Regions from separate parts of the Mus musculus genome. Here regions 2 and 3 are each linked to region 1. Evidence: chromatin contacts called from ENCODE POLR2A ChIA-PET data. All regions are on one chromosome and are shown on one strand. Each heading gives the region's core, a stretch centred on a gene start or an enhancer-like site at or near the end of the contact. The rest is flanking DNA. Distances are from core to core; before and after follow the strand shown. Region 1 holds the start of Tut1 (terminal uridylyl transferase 1, U6 snRNA-specific). Region 2 holds the start of Taf6l (TATA-box binding protein associated factor 6 like). Region 3 overlaps Scgb1a1 (secretoglobin, family 1A, member 1 (uteroglobin)).

Evidence for each region. ChIA-PET counts read pairs that join two places held with the same protein, here RNA polymerase II (POLR2A).
Region 2: POLR2A ChIA-PET joins it to region 1 with 11 read pairs in Patski. The contact joins the promoter of Taf6l here to the promoter of Tut1 in region 1. POLR2A ChIA-PET finds 5 or more read pairs at or near these places in 4 of 5 experiments (Patski and embryonic stem cell).
Region 3: POLR2A ChIA-PET joins it to region 1 with 17 read pairs in Patski. The contact joins the enhancer-like site here to the promoter of Tut1 in region 1. POLR2A ChIA-PET finds 5 or more read pairs at or near these places in 4 of 5 experiments (Patski and embryonic stem cell).

What each region holds. Positions count from the first base shown.
Region 1 is chr19:8,951,490-8,955,783 of GRCm38, forward strand. Tut1 (terminal uridylyl transferase 1, U6 snRNA-specific) reads left to right here and starts at 2,343. Exons shown (of 9, transcript NM_197993.3): 1 at 2,343-2,532; 2 at 3,898-4,088. The coding sequence starts at 2,451. Mta2 (metastasis-associated gene family, member 2) reads left to right here. Exons shown (of 18, transcript NM_011842.3): 18 at 1-811. The coding sequence ends at 166.
Region 2 is chr19:8,783,724-8,788,017 of GRCm38, forward strand. It overlaps Taf6l (TATA-box binding protein associated factor 6 like), which reads right to left and starts at 2,593. Exons shown (of 12, transcript NM_146092.2): 1 at 2,487-2,593; 2 at 1,399-1,455; 3 at 112-271. The coding sequence starts at 1,406.
Region 3 is chr19:9,080,597-9,084,890 of GRCm38, forward strand. It overlaps Scgb1a1 (secretoglobin, family 1A, member 1 (uteroglobin)), which reads right to left. Exons shown (of 3, transcript NM_011681.2): 3 at 3,046-3,215. The coding sequence ends at 3,168. Among named protein-coding and RNA genes, the nearest start is that of Scgb1a1, 5.2 kb to the right of the region's middle. Within about 2 kb of position 2,049, at least 2 of the 3 ENCODE cell types and tissues checked have a DNase peak (open chromatin) inside an H3K27ac peak, as active enhancers do.

The sequences.
Region 1 (4,294 bases), core at 1,093-3,592:
GGCTTTAAGGAAAGCTCTAACTCACCTGGAAATGCGCCGAGCGGCCCGAAGGCCCAACCTACCCCTGAAGGTGAAACCAACGCTGATGACAGTGCGGCCCCCAGTTCCTCTGCCCGCTTCTTCACATCCTGCCAGCACCAATGAGCCCATTGTCCTGGAGGATTGAGCATCTTAGGGGAAGGGAGGTGGGATGAGAGGTAGAGGGGTGGGTGCCCAGGACATACAAATCTTCATTCCTTTTGGTATCAAAGGGAGTAAGGAGTGAGGGAGGGTTGACCCTGGTGTGTGTGTGTCCTTGCAGGGGTTGGACACCCTCTGGTGTTAGTTACTGCCTGTAACTGCCAGTAACGTCCCTTTTTGGGCTTCACAGCCTATAGGAACTTGCCTGTGTGTGTACCTACCCTATTTGGGGCCTGGGACCCACAGGTGGTTTGGACAGTTGGGGGGGAGGGTTTTTTAATTTTTTAAAAATGAACCTCCCTTTGTAAAAGGGATGGAGGAGGGGAAGAGTAAACATATCAGGTGTTAGTCCCTGGCAGGGGAAGGGAAGTACACTGCCATGTCTCATTTTTCCTTATTTTCTAATGGGGGGTTACTCTTACTGTCCGGTGTCCGGACTTTCCTAATTGGAATTTGAGAGCCCTAAGATGGCGTCAACCCCAGCCCATGCTCACTCTTTCTTCCCTCCCCTTTCTCCCTCTGCCTTTTATATGCCAATTCTCAGAAATAAAGATCTTTTGTCTGTTTTTTAACCTCAGATTCTGTAATTGGTTCTTACAGTGACAAATAAAAAGCTGTTTTCTTCAGCTCCTCCAGGCTCAGCTATTCTGTGTGTGTGTGCGCGCGCGTGCGCTGCATTTTTGTTTTGGGGGTGTTTTTGAGAGGGAAAATAGAGGACAAAGGACAATGAAGGAGGTACAGATGGTGCTTGGTCTAGGAGCAGCTTTCTGAGACATGCAGCCGGACTGGGAGGAAGTCTGTGCCAGCTAGCCTTCTTGTGGGACTCGAGCTTCTCCCATTGGGGCTGAAGTGCAAGCATTATCTTGGTCTAGATTTGTTCCGAGCTCTAAGGGCTCTCCGTCTCCACAGAAGGGTGTGAGGATGTCTGCCTGTTACCTACTTGTCCTTTGGATGCCAGGGAATTGGTCCCAGGGCCCAGAGAATGCTAGGCAAGTGCTCTACTATTGAGCTACCTACATCCTCAGCCTTAACTTTCATTTAGGCATTCTAGGAAATGTTAGCTAACAGGCAAAGATGTACTCCAACAAATGCTGCTTGTGTTGGCACATCCCTACCTTTAATCTCAGCAACGGGGAAGCAAGACTGCAATTCAAGCTCAGTGGTGTATGTATACAGACTGCTGCCTCAGGATTAACAATCAACCTTAGCAACTGCCCCTGCTTTTAAGCGTACTGCAGTATTCTCTTTTTTGGTTTGGTCTGCTCTTTTGGGTTGGCATAAGGATTAGATGCCTGAGGAGGGCCCAATAAGGAGGGACACAGGGCCTTATAGGTGACTCAGTCAAGGTCGCAGACTGGTTGGTGTTCTGCCTAAGGTCTACTGTGCGGCTGATAATCACAGCACAAGCTGCTGAGCTCTCACCTGGTAGCCCTTCCATTTCATCACGGGCCCTATGATCGACCAGCTTTCATACTCTCCTCTGCTTCTGAAACCACACGACTAATTCTGGTTGGGGATCTGCTACACTTCCCGTTCCACATTCTTGAATGAATGTCCTTATCTCTTACCACTGTAGTCAGTTCTTCATTGTACTGCCTTGAAACGGGCCTCGTTAATATACTTCATTCAGACTACATCTGTGGAAGAAACTGGCAGACTAAGCTATCAGCCATCTGGCATTGCGCTCATTGAATCCAGCTGATGGGGGTGGGAGAGACAGGGATGGACAGCTCTGAGAACACTTGTAGAAGGATCAGGCTGCAGAGAAAGGAACTGACCTGAGGATGCGGGAGTCCCTGAGCTCCACAAGGCAAGCGATTGGAAACACCCACCCTCTGCGTCTATTCGCAGGGTAAAATAAGAGATTGAGGGGGCAGTTGTGTGGTGAAATAAAGGCATAGATCGCCCGCCACCACTTGGCAAAGAAGGACTTCTGCTGTCAAGAAGCAAGCACGCCTTTGTGGCTGCTTAATGAATATTCACGATTCTTCGGGCCAATCAACGCTGGAGTAGAACGAAGCTCTCCAACTAGTTAACTGTAGGCCAATAAGCATCGTCGAAGGGCGGCCTTTCCCGAAAGTGTTTTAGAGCTGGAACTCTCAATCCTACGAACGAGGTTTCTGGAGGAATATGGCAGCAAAGGACACGACGTCACTTCCTACTACATTGACGGAAGTGGCTTCCCCGCACGCACGTTACAATTTTTAGTTGTGTGTTCCGGTGTGTTTCCGGCGAAATAGGCTGTAGGCGTTCCGTACCGGAGAGTGGCTATGGCGGCGGTGGATTCGGACGTTGTATCGCTGCCGCGTGGCCGCTTTCGCTGCTGCCTCTGCGATGTTACTACAGCCAACCGTAAGCGGTGGCTAGTGAGGGAGGAGGGTGGGTGCTAGTGAAAGTTAGGGTTATCTAGGTTATGTGTTTTTGGTGTTTTTGTTTTTGAAAATAGGGTCATCCACCTATTTTCACTCATCATATCCTAGGGCACTGGAGAGTGGGGAAAAATCTGACCTGTGGTTCCTGCTATGGAAAATCTCCATAGTGAAAGTTTCATTATTCCCTTTAAAATCATCACCCGCTGTCCATCCCTTCTGTTTCTGGTACTTCTGCTGGTCTCTGGAGTAGGGAAGGCGATTTAGGAACTCATTGTTTGGCCTGAGGTAGTTTCAGTACACCACGGGTATGTTCACAGAGAAGGCAGTAATTCAGTCGGAGACTCCCCAATGGAGGCTTTCTCTAGAGGCGAGGATGAGTGAAATAGCGTGATCTGAATGAGGGCCGAAGGTGCCAGTGAGGAAAAGGTGTAGGGAAGGTGGACTAGATCATTCTGTGACATTGTGAACGACTCAATGACACATCAGATCCTACTTTTTATGTCCGCAATTGTGATCTCCCCTAAACAGGGCCTTCTAGTATTTTCTTTGTGAATGACACCCCCCCCCCCCCCCCAGCACTCTGCTCATTAGGGCAAGCCAGCAACTTAGGAGCCTTCTTTGTTCACATAACATGCTTCCATGGCACCAAGCAGCTGACTGATAATTAAATAATAGCTAATTTTCTACACTTACACATCCAAGCCCACATCCCAGAAGGCTGGAGCTGTACATGAATGATGCCTATATGTTAGACACTATCATTTCCATCATATGTCTGAGAAAATGTTATGTCTGCATTACCCACCTTTTTGTTTTTGTTTTTGTTTTTTTGTTTTTGGTTTTTTGAGACAGGGTTTCTCTGTATAGCCCTGGCTGTCCTGGAACTTATTCTACAGACCAGGCTGGCCTTGAACTCAGAAATCCATCTGCCTCTGCCTCCCAAGTGCTGGGATTAAAGGCGTGCGCCACCACTGCCTGGCTATGGAATACCTACTTTTTATTCCTGAGAATTATTCAGGGCTCTAATTTATTTAGTTCTTGTACATATGGCCTTGGACAAGTTACTTAATTCTTCTCCAGTGTGCAGATGTTTCTTTGCTTACTGCTTCTTGTTGGTTTGGTTTAAGACCTACCTACACTGTAGCCCTTTCTCACTTAGACCCCTTAGAGAATGCACTGTGTAGAAAAGGGAAGAATATCAAGTGTGGAAGGAGGTACAACTCTGTCCCAGTGTCACCCTTTGTCGTTGAAGGAACAGAAGATGTCCATATGTACAGAGCAGAGCAAGAGAACAGGTACACTAACAGACCCTTTTTATGCTTACGTCTGACATTTGTCTCTCCAGGACCCAGCCTCGATGCCCACTTGAAAGGCCGGAAGCACCGGGATTTGGTGCAACTCCGAGCTACCAGGAAGGCACAGGGACTCCGAAGTGTGTTTGTCAGTGGCTTCCCCAGGGATGTGGGTTCTGCTCAGCTCTCTGAGTACTTCCAGACATTTGGCCCTGTGGCCAATATTGTCATGGACAAGGACAAGGTAGAGTGAATGGCTCTGGGATTAATGTGTTTGCTTCATATGCAGAGAGAGAAACCTGCAGTCTGTTTTGGCTTGCCCTTGGTAGACAATTCAGAACATTAAGTAGCTCAGTTGGTGAGCTTCTGACACCTTTGGATTTTTATTCACCAGTATTAATTATGGAGGGCTTGTTTACCAGACATGTATGTATGTATGTATGTATGTAT
Region 2 (4,294 bases), core at 1,343-3,842, 170 kb before region 1:
TCTGACCTCAAAGCACATGGTACCTGATATACACTTGTTGCCAAGCATGTCAGTGGGGAAGAGGTAACAGGAGATCATAGGGAGGAGAGAGGTGGACGGAGAGCAGCACACCTGTGTGGCCTCTCGGAGACGGTAGCACACATCTTCAGCGAGCAGAGCGGCCACCTCGTCACTCAGCTCTAGACCTGTGCTCTCTGCCATGAGCCGGACCGACTCCCGAGGGATCTCCACAAACCTCCTCTCCTCTCGTTCTGACATGGCCCCGGTGGAACTGCAAGTGGAAAAGAAAGGTTGAAAACCCGCCCAGTATCTGAGATTCCTCCAAGGGTGAGGCAGGCAAGACCATCTCAACCATGCCTGCTCATCTTGCTTTAAAAGCCACAAAGACAGAGCCCAGAGGCTCAGCACAGCACGACCCTAGTCCAAGATGACACTCCCAGGACTCCAGCAAGGGTTCCTCATTCCTTTTTTGTTTTTGTTTTTTTGTTTTGCTTTTCAAGACAGGGTTTCTCTGTGTAGCCCTTGCTGTCCTGGAACTCACTTATGTAGACCAGGCTGGCCTTGAACTCAGAAATCTGCCTGCCTCTGCCTCCCAAGAGCTGGGATTAAAGGCCTGCGCCACCATGCCCGGCTGGGTTCCTCATTCTTTATCTCCAGAACAAGTGGGCAATCTACGTAGCCCACGTAGCCATCCTCCCAGTGATTCCTGTTGCTTTTGTACTAAACAAAGATACTGGCCCATGATGGGCAGGCTATGCCTGTGCCTTTCCAGCATCTGTCTGCAAAACCTTATCTTCTTCTCTTGTGATCTAGACTTCCACCCACGGCCACCTCTATTTCCTTATTTCAGGCCATTCTGTTTCTTGTTTGACACTGTCCCTTCTTTGTTCTCTCCAAATCTCTTTGACTCAGTGACCCATCACCTACTACCTCCTTAGATCCCTGTTTGACTGTCAGGGAGGCCTTCCTGGGTTGTATAACTGTCCTTGTCAACTAGGAAGTGAGTTCAAGGTTACCCTAACAACTTAGACTATCTCAAAATAAAATGTAAAAAAAAAAGGCTGGAGCCCGGCAGTGGTAGCATGTACCTTTAATCCCAGCACTTGGGAGGCAGAGGCAGGTGGATCTCTGAGTTCAAGGCCAGCCTGGTCTACAGGGTGAGTTCCAGGACAGCCTGGGCTACACAGACAAACCCTGTCCTGAAAGAAAGAAAAAGTCTGGAGCTGCAGCTCAGCACCAGAGTTTTCCTAACACATGTGACACCTTAGCTTCGAACAGTCTGTAAGTACCCAACACAGCTCGTTACCATCAACTCCACTCTGTACAGGGATGCTGGGCATCAGCATGCAGCTCCCCAGTAACTGTAAGTTGCACAATAGACCAGGTCAGTACGCTCACCTTTGCATCCCAGGCCTCCAGCAGGGTCAGCACATACTATACCCTCATTAACACTTGCTGAAAAAAAAAAGGATAGCTGTTCCAGACAATGTTGTCTATTCAGTCCTAGAACTCACTCTCTAGACCCTGCTGACCTCCAATTCACAGAGATCTTTCTGCCTCTGCCCACCAACCCATCCCGGTGCTGTTATTAAGGACATGGGTCAATACTTCTGATTTATTCACTTTTATGTGCATTGGTGTTTTGCCTGCATGTATATGTCTGTGTGAGGGTGCCAGGTCCCTTGGAACTGGAGTTACAGACAGGTGTGACCTGCTATGTGGGTACTGAGAATTGAATCTGGGTCCTCCAAGGAGACTAGCCAACTGCTCAGCCATCTTTCCAGCACAGCTATTTTCTAAACACATAAATGCCCATGGCCCCCCCAGTTAGTAATATTGTATGAGATATATAATTGTACACATTTGTCCATTTCACAAAGCTGAGGAAGTCTTAGCTCAGAGAGATTACCTGAACTGTCCAAGACCAAACACTAAGCACCGGGTGATTAGACTGCTGGGTCTCAAACACTGTTGTAATTCGACTCAAGATAATATATTCATGAGCTGTAGGCTTGTGTTTGAACTAGGCCTGGCTTTGTAGCCCAAAGATTTGAAGTCCCATCACTAGACTCAGCACTGGATGAGTACGCTTCAGTTTCCCCATCTGTAAAATGGAACCATGCAGTGCTGCGCAAGTGGAAAGCTAGAAGGGAGTTTCTCTATTATGTAGCCCTGTCTTGATAGCTCACAAAATTCGGTCTGTGACCAAGGTCTCCCACTCTTTAGTCTCGTCCTGCCCACCCTCAGTTCCAAGTCCTCCTGACCAGGAGGCGTGGGAACCGATCTCCAAGGACTTCTACGTTGTGAATCCTCCCACCCACCTTCCTCCCTCCCAGCTCCAAAGGGTGCAGGGTCGAGTGGGGAGATCAGGGATTACAGAACTTGTGTCACGTGCTCGGTGAAGGGGGCGGGGTCCTGCGGGCTCCGTGGCTGGTGAGCAGAGCACCGCGGGAAGCGATCCCTGGATCGGGGCAGGACCTGCTCACCTGCAGACTCCGGGGTTGGGAGGGCGCCTGCTGGGGAGGGACGGCTGCTTCCACTCACCGGCTCACGGTAATTCCCTCTCTCCGCGCCCAGGCTCCGCCCTCCATATGCGGAGCCAATCGGTGGCCGTCTACTGAGTTTTCCGCCCACCAAAGAGGCATACCACCTCAAGATTGGCCAGTGTGTATGTGCGGGTAAAGCCACTAGGGCGACGTTGGTCACGTGAGTGGCGCTTCTTAAAGCAACAGCTCCTTTGGGTTAGCTAACAGGTGTGTGTTCCCTGGCTTACACTGAATTAGAGTTCACCGCATAAAACAAGCTGGTCTTGAACTAATAGGCCTTCCTTTGCTTCCAGGATGCTGGGATCAAAGGTGTGTGCTACCATACCGCTTTCTAGTTTCTGATCTTAAAAAAAAAATTTGAGCTGGTGAGATGGCTCAGTGGGCAAGAGCACCCCACTGCTCTTCTGAAGGTCAAGAGTTCAAATCCCAGCAACCAAATGGCGGCTCATAACCATCCGTAATGAGATCTGACTCTCTCTTCTGGAATGTCTGAGGACAGCTACAGTGTACTTATATATAATAAATAAATAAATCTTTTTTAAAAAAAAAGTTTAATTCTGTATGTGTGCTTGTACTTGCAAATAAGAGAACAACTTTTGAGGGCCAGGTAGTGGTGGAGCATGCCTTTAATCCCACAAAAAATACGGGGGGTGGGGGGGGGGAGAGGGCAACTTTGAGGAGTTGATGCTCCTGTAGGCACCAACAGTGGAACTCAGGTTGTTGGGCTTAAGCAACAAGCTCTTTTACTTGTCTTCACCACTTCACCAGTCCTGCATAAAGCTGGATACCGTTCACTTGGTAACATGCTTGTCTAGTACTTGCAGGACATGAACTAGCCAGCACTTGGGGGCTGAAAGTGGGAGGATAAGAAGTTCAGTATTATCCTTGACTAAATATCAAGATTAAGGCTAACCTTGGATATAGGAAACCCTAAGAAAGTAAAATTTATTTACTGTGGTTTAGGTGATCCAACCTACAGCTTTGCATTTGATAGACAAATGTTCTGCCACTGAGCTATATCCTCTATTTATTTTTTATTTTTAAACACACTGGTTGTATAAGGCAAGGTTATCTGGAGTCACAGAACGAATGGGTAGTCTCTATATAGTAAGGGAATTTGTTGATGATGTACACAGTCTGTTGTCCAACTCTCCAACAACGGTCAGCAGGAGCTGTGAATGGAAGTCCAAGAATCTAGCAGTTGCTTAATCCCACGAGGCAAGCAGAAGAAGAGAGAATTTTCCTTTTTCCAATGTCCTGATTGTAGGTCTCCAGCAGAAGGTGTGGCCCAGGTGTGCCAGCAAGTCTGGATCTGGGACTTGATTTGTCTCAGATGACCTTGCACTCAGAAATCTCCTTGCCTTAGTCTCCTGGGATTCATAGCCACTATGCCTCAAGATCTCCATGCCAAGAGCCAGGTCAGAAACTTGTATCTCCCAGCCTCAAGATCGGGATCACAGGTGAGCCTTCCAATTCTGGATTGTAGTTCATTCCAGATATAGTCAAGCTGACAACCAGGAATAGCCACTACACTGCTGTTTTGACTGTATGTATGTGTGAGGGTGTCAAATTCCCTGAACAGGAGCTACAGACAATTGTGAGCTGCCATGTGGGTGCTGGGAATTAAACCCTGATCTTTTGAAAGATCAGTAAGTGCTCTTAATCTCTGAGCCATCTCTCTACCCCTTAAAGAATAATTTTAATTATTTAATTTATTATTTTTAATTTTATTATTATTTTGTTTTTGT
Region 3 (4,294 bases), core at 799-3,298, 130 kb after region 1:
CCTTCCTCCCTCCCTCCCTCCCTCCCTCCCTTCCTTCCTTCCTTCCTTCCTTCCTTCCTCCATCTCTCCCTTCCTTCCTTTTTTGAGGCAGAAGCATAGTTCACTAAATAGTTCTGGGCTGGCCTGGAACTTGCTACATACCCAAGTTGGCCTCGAATTCACAGCCATCCGTCTGCCTTTGCCTCCCAGATGCCAGGGTTAGAGGTGTGTACCACTATGCTTGGCTATTGAATTTTTAGACAAAGCTGGTCTTGAGTTTGTAGTGATCCGTCTGCCTTTGCCTCTCAAGTGCTGGGATTACAGGTGTGTATCACTAGATGCTGCTTTTAATCTTTTTTATTTTTATTTTTTGACTCAGAAACATTTAAAATATCATCTTCATAGTTTGAGCTTAATACTTTTCAAATTCAGGAAGTGTGTATTTGCCTCCTATGTTTTAGTTTGGCATATTCATAGTGAGGATGGCTGATTATAGAAATAGAAGTATAGATTCTCTGTCTCTCTCTCTCCTGAGATGGTCTCATTCTGTAGTTTTAGCTGACCTAGAACTCAGACTGTCTGCCTTTGAGTGTTAAAGGCAGGCATCACTACACTCAGCCTTTCTTTATTTTTGAAATGTAAACACCACTTTTAGCAAGTGGTTCCTTAAAACAACATCATCAACAACATCCAACTATGCTGGCCTGGGCAGGACCTTGGCCTACTAGCAGGATCAAGATATTAACTTAGCAGGTCAGGGAAAAAAAACCAAAATCCCAATGGCCACTTCCTATTTTTCTCCAATTTCATTTACACTGCACAGATAATTCACCTTTTCTATGGTTGTAGTCAGTTCATTTTTGCATTTGGCCATGCACTCGCGCACGCGCATGCGTAGATTCACCTCGTGCCCAGCAGCTCTCATGGGTGCTCATGGGGCTTCATGTTTGCACAGCGAACAGTTTCCTGATAGCTACGTTTCCTAGTACTCTCTGCATTTGAAGAACCTAAGGTATGTACCTTTCTCTGGGCTAATACACATTCTTGCACATTGCCAAAGCAGATATCTCTAAGGCAGAGATTCACTGCAATATAATTGTATTTCCTTTTATTCCCAGTCATCGGCATTGTGTTTGTGCAAGGTAAATACTTTCTTAGCAGTGAATAAGTCGTTAAAATTCGCAACTTTTTATGACCTTGGACCTTGTCCATTTAAATAATGCTCACCTAGGTGGGTAGTTCGAGGGAGGCCACATATGCACCTTAGACAGAATGACCTGGATGCAGAAGAATCTAGGGCCTTGGGAGTGAAGGAGTGGGCCGCCACCAGGGCCCAGCCTGCCACAAATAGTCTCTTTTGGAATCACTGGTCCCCCTGACCTGCCCTGGAATTTTTACAATCCCAGCCCCTCCTCTGGCAGACAATGAAGGAGTGGGTGTGGTGGCTTTAGTGCTGTGTACACAAATGAGTGTTTATGGTGGACTTTTCTCATCATTATCCCTAGTTTACTGACCCTGAAGAGTCCTGTGTGGGAGGTTCTACCATCAGTAGGGCAGGAGCTGGGCCTCCGCTCTGGGTTGTGTGAGAAATAAAAGAGATATGCTAATGTCTGCCAAGCCAAAGCTTGTAAGGTTGCAGTTTCTGCTATGGGACTTTAAAACCAGGCAGGTGGACCAATTCTTGGTCCTCTCTGTCTTCAGGGCCATCTCAGAGTCTAGATATGTCAGGATGGCCTTTGAGGTCTTGTGGGAGTGGAATTACTCCTAATTCCAATAGGACTGGCCGGTCACTGGAAGGCTTCAGCCGTGCTACTTGTGTGCCGTGCTAGACTACTTGTGTGCCTTTCGGTGGGTTTTTCCTCAGAATTTTGACAAAAACAAACAAATAAACAAACAAACAAGCAAACAAACTCTGCCCAAATAAAGCTTTAGAGGCCAGATAAAACGATTTAAAATCGATGCTAGAGAATGACTCTCACCATCTGCCCCGCCCAAAAGTCAAAGGGTTGGTGCGGGGTCTAGTCCTCAAACTCGCAGGGGGCGGTAGCATGGACTACACTGCCCCCTGGTGGCCACGACGCAGGAGCAGGCGTGGCCCGTAACCGCCCATGTAGCTGCTTCTAGGCGCTGAACTGGCTGCCTGGCTGGCTGGCGTTCTCTTCCATAGCTTCCTTGTTCCGGTGCCCTCTGCCTCTTCCCTTTCTATTTCTACATACAGCTCTTCTGCACACGCCTCCAACTCTACTCTTTTTTCAACCTTTTGGGATGGTGTGGCCCGGCTCCAGTGGAGGCTCGCTGATGTTAGGACAAATTCTAAACCAATCAACATCTTTTTGGGCAGCGGATATTGTGTGTGGCCAGTACAAAAAGGTCCCAAGGTGGGGCTTGACTTTTAGGAACTAAAGGTCGAAGAGAGGGGATGTCTGGATTGAGAAGGGGGAGACAAGGGCTGTCATGGGTCTTGTGTTGAGCTTGAACATTTATGGTCCGTATGCTTTTAAGACTGGAGTGTGGGAACACTGCTAAGATTTTACATGGGATCAAACTCCCTGTGGTGGATGCATGGTCATTGAATTGCTTAGCAGTTAGTCAGCTGGCAGCCTGTAAAGGGGCCTCTGGGATTGCAGCAGCCAGGGATGATGGTGTGGCCAGGAGATATTGAAGGAGTGAATGACCCCAGAGGTCTCGGTTGATTGGACAAAGAAGGGCTAAGGGATGCCTATCAGGCTCCTGGCTGGAATAGTGTAGCCCAGAGGATGGAGTTAGAATCCAGTAACATTTAGGACCAGACATGGGGAGGGAGGGATGGTATTACAGGTCTTTTAGACAAGCTAGGCTAGGGCTGTTGAATAGATGGTGGGACTTAACATTCTATTACTAGGTAGGGCATTGCAGTCTACTGATGGCAAATAACTGAAGTGTAGAGGAAGGAGGACTTGTGGGATCTTGTGTGGCACCAGGGCAGGACTCAGCTGTCCTCCCTTACTTCTGGTTCCCTTCACTCACTCCAGCTCCAATGCTCTGGCTCCAGCAGGTACAGAAAAAGACCATTGCACACAGGCAGGTGAGATGCTCGCAGTTTATTGCAAAGAGGAAGGAGGGGTTGGTGTGGGGAAGCCGAGGAGCCGAGGAGACACAGGGCAGTGACAAGGCTTTAGCAGTAGAATATCTCTGAAATCCAGTGAGCTTCAGAATCTTAAATCTTGCTTACACAGAGGACTTGTTAGGATTTTCTCCTAGAATAAAGAAACACCCCACACCCCCAATAGTGAGTGAACCTCAGAAGTAGATGCAGTAGTGGTGCAGAGACTTATCAGACAAAAGCCACAGTAAATTCTGAGAGGAATTGAGGGTTAGAAGGCCTTGGATGGGGAACAAAATACTCATGGATGGAGTTACAAAGACAAAGTTAGGAGCAGAGCCTGAAGGAATGACCATCCAGAGACTGCCCCACTTGGGGATCCACCCCATAAACAACCGCCAAACCCAGACACTAGGCAGATATCAACAAGAGCCTGCTGACAGGAGCCTGATATAGCTGTCTCCTGCAAGGCTCTGCCAGTGCTCGGCAAATACAGAAGTGGATGCTCACAGTCATCCATTGGACAGAGCACAAGGTCCCCAGTGAAGGAGCCAAAGAAATACCCAGGGAGCTGAAGGGGACTGAAGACCCATAGAAGGAACATCAATATGAACAAACCAGTACCCTCAGAGCTCCTTGGAACTATACCACCAATCAAAGAAAACACATGGTGGAACTTGTGGCTCTAGCTATATTTGTAGCAGAGGATGGCCTAGTCCGTTGTCAATGGGAGGAGAGGCCATTGGTCCTGTGAAGGCTCTATGCCCTAGTATAGGGGAATGCCAGGACCAGGAATGGGAGTGGGTGGGTTGGGGAGCAGGGGGGAGTGGATAGGGGATTTTTGGAGGGGAAACTAGAAAAGAGGATAACATTTGAAATGTAAATAAAGAAAATATCTAATAAAAGAGAGAAAGAAAGAAAGAGAGGAAGAGAGAGAGAGAGAGAGAGAGAGAGAGAGAGAGAGAGAGAGAGAAAGAAAGAAAGAAAGAAAGAAAGAGAGAAAGAAAGAAAGAAAGAAAAGAAAAGAAAAGAAAAAGAAGGCCTTGGATGGTTTTCTCAAAGACTACCTAAATTTGATCCACAGGACCCACATGGTGGAAGGAAAGATCCAACTCCTTAAAGATTGTCCTCTGACCTCCACATGTGTCTCACACACACACACACACACACACACACACACACACACTCACACAAAGTAGATAAAATATCAAAATTATTATGGAAAAAAAAATC